2 separate regions of the Homo sapiens genome follow, and region 1 is linked to region 2. A link is a contact called in ENCODE POLR2A ChIA-PET data. All regions are on one chromosome and are shown on one strand. The core of a region is the stretch at or near the end of the contact, and the rest is flanking DNA. Distances in the headings are between cores, read along the strand shown.

The links. ChIA-PET counts read pairs that join two places held with the same protein, here RNA polymerase II (POLR2A).
Region 1: POLR2A ChIA-PET joins it to region 2 with 11 read pairs in OCI-LY7. The contact joins the promoter of KIAA0319 here to the promoter of H3C1 in region 2. POLR2A ChIA-PET finds 5 or more read pairs at or near these places in 2 of 52 experiments (OCI-LY7 and T-cell).

Annotation. Positions count from the first base shown.
Region 1 is chr6:24,644,202-24,649,087 of GRCh38, forward strand. KIAA0319 reads right to left here and starts at 1,990. Exons shown (of 21, transcript NM_014809.4): 1 at 1,535-1,990. RefSeq lists a silencer at 1,835-2,044.
Region 2 is chr6:26,018,714-26,023,395 of GRCh38, forward strand. It overlaps H3C1 (H3 clustered histone 1), which reads left to right and starts at 1,738. Exons shown (of 1, transcript NM_003529.3): 1 at 1,738-2,245. The coding sequence starts at 1,777. The coding sequence ends at 2,187. H4C1 (H4 clustered histone 1) reads left to right here and starts at 2,936. Exons shown (of 1, transcript NM_003538.4): 1 at 2,936-3,337. The coding sequence starts at 2,966. The coding sequence ends at 3,277. RefSeq lists enhancers at 1,250-2,066, 2,067-2,883, 2,401-2,500, 2,531-2,580, 2,884-3,699 and 2 more.

The sequences.
Region 1 (4,886 bases), core at 740-3,239, 1.4 Mb before region 2:
GTGAAAGTGCACCCTGTGATGGGATAGCTTCCTGGACAGGGGAGAGGGGGGGGTTCCCACTCTGAACCAGGGAGACTCTGGCTACCCATGACCTTGAACTGTAATAATTGGGTAAATAATGATCTTGTTTTTACTAATCCTTCTTAACTGTATGTATAGATCCCATTTATTTCTATGTTTAATATTAGAAGTGTTGTGGTCTTTATTTAGAAGTTTGGTGATTTTTTTATGACCAGAAATATGCTGTAGGAACTTAACTCTTGTTTATATCAATTAGCCTGTGGTAAAATTGGTTTCCTTATACCTCGTTGTGCTTAAAGGTTCACAGTTTCCAAGAACGTATCAAGAATGTTAAGTGAGGACTTACTGTATTTATTTAAAGAGAATGCTTCCTATCTATTGGCTAGGGAAAAAAAAAAAGTCAAGAAAATTTAACAGCAACTCTATTCTTTTACATTCATACATTACCAAAGCTCTCTTTTGGCTATTTTTAATTCATAAAGATTTTGGCTGAATTATTTTCATTATTTCGAAACAAAAATTAAGTTCTTGCCTCGGCATTTTGCATTACAAATGCAAATGCATTACAAATGGTTAATACAAATAAATCAGAGTACTTAGGTAATATGTTTACATTTCCCTTTTTCAAATTACAGAGGAATTCACCTTTCTCTGTGACTCCTACGTCTATAACTGAACTGACACCTCCAGTTTTCCTCATCTGAATTAAAAATAATACTAAAAAAAGCACAAAATAAAAGTTTAGATTTGGCATAACTTTAGTAGTCTCTACAATTGTGGTCTTCTTATAATAAATTGAAGCATTTGGAAAGTGAGCATGTATTTCAGGAATAAAGAAATAAATACCAACATTTACTTCCAAAATTCTTGTGTGTGGGGGGGAACATTGTCTACAATTTATTTTTTCTGTTACTATCAAAAACATCATTCAACTTTTCAATTCAAGCAGTGGAAAAAATACTAACATTTCACCGACAAACAAAAATGTTTTGATGAACAAACCAGCAATAAAAGTGCACATGAGTATGTATATCATATTTTTCCTCCTTGTATTTAATTAACAAATGACCTTAAGATGATAACTCTCAAAATTTCAGGTTTATCCTCCCGATTAATTTGTGACATTCCTTGGAGGGAATTCAAAGGGAAGAAGAGAAAGATTTTAAGCTTCAGGTTATGGTAAGGAACAGAGACAAAATGCATTTAGCAAATAATAGGAAAGATCACATAAATAGTTCTGAATGAAGTTTAAAGAAAACGATTCCTTACTTCTAAAAAAATGCAATTCGTGAGGTTGGGAAAAGACACTCAAATTTCCCCGACTCCACCCTACTAGTCAACAATCAGTGCAGCAATCAAAAAATGCCCTTTCCTGAATGCCCAGAAGAATCTTAAGAAACTCACCTTCTGAACTCAGGGCGTCTCGATTCTACTTTTGTTGGGTATTGGCCTGCCTACTGGCTGCCCTCTTTCCTATTTCTCGGCCAGGCGCTCTGGGAAGTAGATACCGTACCTGTGGTCACTGCTGGCGACACTGAAGCTCGCCCCATGCGTTGCTGCTGGCCCTGAGCATCACTCGCCGTCCCACTTGTTCCTCCTCGTCGTCATCGCAGGTCTTACACACACACACACACACACACACACACACACACACACACACACACACGTTCACACCCTCGCGCGCGCACCTGCTGTTAAGAGGTACAGCCCCACCCCAGCAAAATCCTCGCTTCCTCTTCCCCGGGACGTAGCCCCAGAGGAGCGAATCTGGACCAAGCCCAAGACAGGCTGAAGCTACTGCTGCGCTCTCACCTCCGGCAGTGACAGCGAGCGCCGCCGCCGCTCTGCGCGGGGCCAGCCAGGCCCGCCGAGGGCAGCACAGGTGGAGCAAGGTTGCACCCCCGGGGGATCCCCGCCCACCGCCCGCGGCAGCTTCTGCAGGCTCGGGGAAAGCGCGCGCCAGTGATTCAGCGCCTTTCCGCCGCCGCGGTTACCACGGCGACGCGCGCGCACGCGCACACACGCCCTCAGGGATGTGGGGCGCGGCAGCCGCCCCTGCCCAGCTCCCCTGCTCAGCTCCCCTGCTCAGCTCCCCGGTTGCGCTCTAAGTACCCGCACCGGGGCGACACACTCCCACCCCGCAGGGGACCAAGCAAAAGTCTTTCGTGAACCTGAGCGGCCTTCATACCCTACCTGCTTTCCTTCACCAAGCCCTTCCCTGTCACCGTGGCCCTAAACAGTCTGGGGGATGAACACTCCTTCCAAATAAACACCCGGGCCAGGGTGGCTCAAGGGAGCCGTGGGTGCACTGCCTGGGTCAAACACCCTTCGCGAATGTGTCCCCCAGCTTGTCCCCAGCTTGTGTCACCCCAGCTACACAAGTTCCATTCTTCCAGTGGGAGTCTCTTTGGCCCCTACTCTGTAATTATCTTTCTATTTTGAGCAGGTGCTTTCTGACTGAGACTGGGAACCTGTGCTAGGAGGGGCTCCCATCACCTCCAGGCCTTGCAGGTTAACTGGATGCCCAGTATAGTTTGACATTTGCATCTTGAGGAACGTGATAATCTAAACCACAGAAAACTTGGGTGGAAGACTCTTGCATTTTTACTGTTTTAATAAAGATGCGAAAGCATCTAGGGATAATATCATGAGCAGAAAAGGTAGCCAGGGCATTCCTCGCACATCTCATTACTAGGAGGTATAAGTGCAGTGCTTAGGGCTGAGTCACACACTGTTGATGAATAAGCTTCTTGGCTACTCGTATTTACCGAAGAGCCTCAGACAAGTTACCTAATCTAGATAAACCTGTTTCCTCAATTATAAAATGAAGATAATAGCATTCATATAGGATGATTCTGGGAATCAAATAAGATAATGCACATTTAAAGAGTAAAAACCAGCTGGGTGCGGTGGCTCACGCCTGTAATCCTAGCACTTTGGCAGGCCGAGGCGGGCGGATCACGAGGTCAGGAGATCGAGACCATTCTGGCTAACACGGTGAAACCCCCGTCTCTACTAAAAATACAAAAAATTAACCGGGAGTGGTGGCCCGCGCCTGTAGTTCCAGCTACTTGAGAGGCTGAGGCAGGAGAATCGCTTGAATCCAGGAGGCGGAGGTTGCAGTGAGCCGAGATCGTGCCACTGCACTCCAGCCTGGGCGACAGAGCAAGACTCCGTCTCAAAATAAATAAATAAATAAATAAATAAATAAATAAATAAATAAATAAATAAATAAAAACTAAAGAGTAAAAACCTGTCCAGGACTCAAAGAGTGAAAATCAGCTTGGACTTGGAAAAGTTAGTACTGCCAATGATCAATGATCAGGCTGAGAGGACAAAGTCAGAAGCAAAATTAACAGGCAATGTTGTTTCCTCTGAAGTCACGCAGCAGGTACAAAACAACACAACTCCTTGTGTTCCATTTTTGAATGACTACTACTTTCTACCTTTGCTTTACTATTCCCATCCATAACTGGGGATACCCAATTGCTAAACTCCCTTCACCTCCTGACAGCACCCAATCCCTCATTAATCCCCCTTTCTCTCAATCTGCCTCAGAAACAGCAACCAACTGGATCCCAGCTCTGATTCCAAGACTCTCCCTGGAATCCTTTAATAGGAAGCCAAATCTTTACAAAAGACACTTCCTCCTTTCTGTGCTCACATGGCATTCCACAGGTACTCTTTCAATGCATCAAGCCAATGAATCTGATTTTGTCCCCAACGATCCTTGGCTGATTAGCCTTTAAAGAAACATATTTTTAGCACATACACACACACACAGGCTTAGCCCAGAATGTTTAACTATACCATCTTTTTAACTCAGAGACACTGTAATGAATATCTATTTTCATTTTTAATGAATATATCTATTTTGGTATTGTATGAAAATGTTAGTCTCCTTCTTTAGGACACAGATGTGAGGCTACTACCTTTCACTTCTTTTCAGCATTCAGTGGACATCCATTGAGCTCCTACTATATGCCAGACACTGCAAGAGGTAGTAAGGATAAAATGATGTATCCTTAGTATAATTAACTTTGTCTGCTCTTGCTTATGCTTTTGGTTGGGACATTTGTACAATAAAAGATAACTTATTTTGAGGGTGGGTAAAACTGAGGTTTAGGAAGGTTAAAGTACATTCCACATCAGTGGTAAAAATGGTGCTTAGCGTAATGACAGTGCTGCCTCATTGAAATACAAGACTTTAGGCCACGTACAGTGGCTCATGCCTATAATCCCAGCACTTTGTGGGCGAGGCAGGAGGATTGAGTGAGCCCCGGAGTTCGAGGCCAGCCTGGGCAACATAGCAAGATCCTCTCTGTACAAAAAACAAAAACAAATAAAAAGTAGCTGGGTGTGTGGTGCACACCTGTAATCCCAGCTACCCAAGAGTCTGAGGCTAGAGGATCACTTGTGCCCAGGAGGTTGAGACTGAAAAAAAAAAAAAAAAAAACCCAGAAGATTCTATGTTGGAATTTCACTAAGCAGGAAGGTAAGGCAAGCAAAGCTACTACACTGGAAAAACTTTGAAAAATTCCAAGTAAAAAACTCAAGATATAGCAAATTAGTAGGTTAATTCATTGATAACTATTGCTCATGAAAGCAGACTAAAAGTGGTTTTTTTTGAGACAGTCTTGCTCTGTCGCCCAGGCTGGAGTGCAGTGGCACGATCTCGGCTTACTGCAACCTCCGCCTCCCAGGGTCAAGTGATTCTCCTGCCTCAGCCTCCTGAGTAGCTTGGATTACAGGCACGTGTCACCACGCCTGGCTAATTTTTGTATTTTTAGTAGAGATGGGGTTTCACCATGTTGGCTAGACGAGTCTTGAACTTCTGACCTCAGGTGATCCACCTGCCTCGGCCT
Region 2 (4,682 bases), core at 488-2,987:
TGCAAGCACACCCTGGGGATAAGATTTTATGGTAACAACCCTTTAACTTGTTTGTGGCTGTTAAGTGCATTTCAAAGTATCAATAAGCTAAAACGATCTCACATTGCCAATCAGAGACTCAGCTAATGGGAGAATAAAAAACTATTAAATCGACATCCACTTCTACAATCCTATTCTGGATAACCCCCTAGCACAGCACAGCAGAGAGTGAGGTAATGCGGTCTTATTTCCGCTCCTGCTGTGGTAGTTTTCAAATAAGTCCGAACCATGCTAAGTAACCTGAGCTTTTCCCCTTTTTGTTCAAACAACGTGCCAACCAAATAATGGAGTGGTCCCAGATAAGTATTGTACCCATCTTCTGCACCAGTGCTTCCTACGTCCCATTTTATTGAGAAGGCATGCATTCAAATATTTCACGTAATTTCTAAAAATTTGGAAAATAACGGTTGGAAACTCTACATCTTGGTTTGACGGCTAGTCAGTTATGAAACACAGGTATACAAAATTGGAAGATTTTTGTAAGTAAACCCTTTGTGAAAGATATAAACCTTTCTTAGTGTAATAAGCGAGGTATCTGAAAAAACGCAACTTTTGAAAAGGAAATACTCCTAATTATCTGATTCAGGAGTTTCCACTTTAAATAATGGGTTCTGCCTCCCTTTTTTCTATTGGGTTAAACTGGTTTCAAATAAAATGGGAACGCTCCATGCAAATGAAGGATGATAGATCTGCTTTCTAAATGGCTGTTCAAGAAAATAGCCTAAACCAATCAAAAGATAGAATGTGGCCTGTCTCTTGTGAATTTAAAAAGGTCACAATCCACTTTTCAGTGTTTTGAGATTTTCAAAATGATTGCATTAGCTCTTGGCAATGCTAAATTATGTTCCTTGCGAACCACTATCCAGTTTCTCTTGGGCCAAGTCCACCTCCTGCTCCGCAAGAGGAACAACTCCCAGCTGGTGGTACCTGGCGGCAGTGCTGGAGAAACGCCATTTTGTGACTGGCAGAGTACACCTAGGCTTTAGAAAACAAAAGCTGCAGAACGCTGCAAGTTTAGGATTCAAAGAGCATAATCAAGAGAAAGACGTCTCATAGAAAATGTTTCTGAGTAATAGTGTAATCCTACTATGTTTGAGATGCTTTGTAGATTTCAATAACACTCCTAAGTCAATTAAAGCATTACAAAGGAATCCAATTCTTGTGAAAGGTTTCAGAAATTCCCGTAAAGGGTACATTTCCGGAGAGGAGGTGAGCAGTATTCCCTCTTTTTTTTTTTTTTTTTTTTTTTCCTAAAGAGCTGAAGGTTATACGGAATTGGGGAATTATAATACCTTTGGAATCAATGCCTTGTTTTATGGAAAATAAACACAGCCTTCAGGTTATGAAAACCAGATGTAGAAGAGGACAAGTTTAAAAAATTAAAGTCCAAGCCGGCGCAGTGGGGCTCCCCTGTAATCCCAGCTACTCTGGATGCTGAGGCGGGAAGATCCTTTGAGCCCAAGTTTAAGACCAGCTTGGGGAACAAAGCAAAAGTAAAATAAAATAATAGTAGTAATAAAATACCACTTAAATAATCATCTGTAGAGTTGGAATAGAATATAGTAGCCGGTGAAACTGCACGATTGTTGCTGGCTTAAAGATAGACCAATCAGAGTGTGTAACGTCATATTTAGCGTCTTCTATCATCCAATCACTGCACTTTACACACTATAAATAGAGCAGCTCATGGGCGTATTTGCGCTAGTGTTGGGTGTTCCGCTGTGCTGTTTTTCCGTCATGGCTCGCACTAAGCAAACTGCTCGGAAGTCTACTGGTGGCAAGGCGCCACGCAAACAGTTGGCCACTAAGGCAGCCCGCAAAAGCGCTCCGGCCACCGGCGGCGTGAAAAAGCCCCACCGCTACCGGCCGGGCACCGTGGCTCTGCGCGAGATCCGCCGTTATCAGAAGTCCACTGAACTGCTTATTCGTAAACTACCTTTCCAGCGCCTGGTGCGCGAGATTGCGCAGGACTTTAAAACAGACCTGCGTTTCCAGAGCTCCGCTGTGATGGCTCTGCAGGAGGCGTGCGAGGCCTACTTGGTAGGGCTATTTGAGGACACTAACCTGTGCGCCATCCACGCCAAGCGCGTCACTATCATGCCCAAGGACATCCAGCTCGCCCGCCGCATCCGCGGAGAGAGGGCGTGATTACTGTGGTCTCTCTGACGGTCCAAGCAAAGGCTCTTTTCAGAGCCACCACCTTTTCAAGTAAAGTAGCTGTAAGAAACCAATTTAAGACAAAAGGGAATGCATTGGGAGCACTTTTCGTTTTAATGCTACTGAAGGCTTCAAAACCAATCGATTTCGGCCGGTCGCGGTGACTCACGCCTGTAATTCAAGCACTTTGAGAGGCTGAGGCGGGCGGATTACCAGAAATCAGGAGTTCGGGATCAGCCTGGCCAACATGGCCGAATCCCGTCTCTACGAAAAATACAAAAACACGCCGGGCGCGACGGCGAGCGCTTGTAATCCCAGCTACACTCTGAAGGCTGAGGCAGGAGAAACACTTGAACCTGAGAGGCAGAGGTTTCAGTGAATCGAGATGGCTCTAATGTACTCCAGTCTGGGCGACAGAGAGATTCGGTTAAAAAAAAAGTTCGACTTAAAATAATTCTGGAGTCAGAATGGGTTTACATTTAATTCTTAACCCAGTTCCTCAAAGCCTGTAGCTCTGTTAAGAAAATAAAGGCCATTGGTCAAGCCTGCTTGGTCCCACCCTCATCTCCCCACCCTCCCCCAATCGCTGCTCCCGCCATTTCCTGGGGCTTGGAGGAGGGGTTAAAGGAGCGGACTGTAGGCGTCACATTTCCCGCCTGCGCGCTTTTCAGTCTCAGTGTCCGCTGGAGGTGGGGGCAGGGGTAACGTAGATATATAAAGATCGGTTTCCTATTCTCTCACTTGCTCTTGGTTCACTTCTTGGGAAGTCATGTCTGGACGTGGTAAGGGCGGGAAGGGTTTGGGTAAGGGGGGTGCCAAGCGCCACCGCAAGGTGTTGCGTGACAACATCCAGGGCATCACCAAGCCGGCCATCCGGCGTCTGGCCCGGCGTGGCGGTGTGAAGCGGATCTCTGGTCTGATCTACGAGGAGACTCGCGGGGTGCTCAAGGTGTTTTTGGAGAACGTGATCCGTGACGCTGTCACCTATACGGAGCACGCCAAGCGCAAGACAGTCACTGCCATGGACGTGGTCTACGCGCTTAAGCGCCAGGGACGCACCCTTTATGGCTTTGGCGGTTAAGGTTGCTGATTTCTCCACAGCTTGCATTTCTGAACCAAAGGCCCTTTTCAGGGCCGCCCAACTAAACAAAAGAAGAGCTGTATCCATTAAGTCAAGAAGCTCAATGTGTAATTAAGATGAATGATACTGAGCTGACATCCTAAAAAGGAAAGATTAGGGGAACTCCAAGTTTGCCCTCCACTCACTACATATGGGTAGGGGAGCAACGATATTCCAACTCTGAAGAAAGAGTGGAAAAAAAGTAGTGTTAAAAATTTGTATTAGTTTCCAAGGGACAAAGAAGCGCTGCCCAATCAATGAGGGCCATTCGTAGCTGTCAACCAATCAGAACTGATGAGCTAATATTTCCTGAGGCAAGCCAGGGAGCCGGAGGGGAAGCTAAGAAGCTTATTGAGAAAAAACAAAAACCCTGTTTTAGGAAAAAAAAAAACCATCTTTTAGCGATTATGAAATAAAATCACAGAGACATTTAAGTATCCCTCAATCATGTACTGAGAGCAATACTAAATTTATCGCCACCAATACAGTTTTACTCTATTAAAAAGACCCTGAAAATTGAAACCCTATTCAGACTCCTGGAATACCCAGGACACTAAATTCAGGGGAGATTAAAATCTGTTTTAGAGAGAAAAGGCACCTTTTTCAGTGTTACCGCGGCCTTCAGCAGTTAACCTTTTTTTTTCCCCCTTTACGCAGAAATGGAAATTTGGGTGATAGAAATATTCCGAAATTAAATTGTGATGATGGTTGTACAACTAAGAAAACACGGTAAAATTCATTGAACTGTACCTAAAGTGGGCAAATTTTGTGGTACATTAAATATCAATAAAGCTGATTATATACATACACATATATTTTTATATATGCAGAGAGAGAAATGATGCAAGCAGGGTGGTAGGACATGAGGTTGGTAGCATAGGCAATGTTGGTCTGTGAAGGGCCACCTGTGCTAAACCTGGAAGCCTGGGGTTTGTCCAGTCAAGCCATGGTAGCCATAGTTTTAAAGGATGTTCCTGATGCAGTTATGTGTTCCAGTTAAGTACATCTAGCTTCAGAACTCAGCTGGAAAAGGGATGTGAACTTCAGGTTAGCTGATAGGGAAATATCTTACTCTCATCTGAGTAAATATTCACAAATGCCTCTCATTGTGCTCTTTTTGGTACCATTGTTATAGGACTGATTTCAGCCTCACGATGTTAGCTTCAGTGATGGATGTCTCTTTATTTTGAGGTCCTGTTTTCCACCTGACAGTTTTCATCCAGGATTTCTTGAGGAATTACACAAGTACCCAGCTTGGCTTAATTTAAAACTGACAATGGAGAGAATTCATAGCTGCATTCTGGATAGTTTCAGGAATCAGAGGAGCAAAAATGAGCCTGGTATGGAGGGTGGGTCATTTTATGTC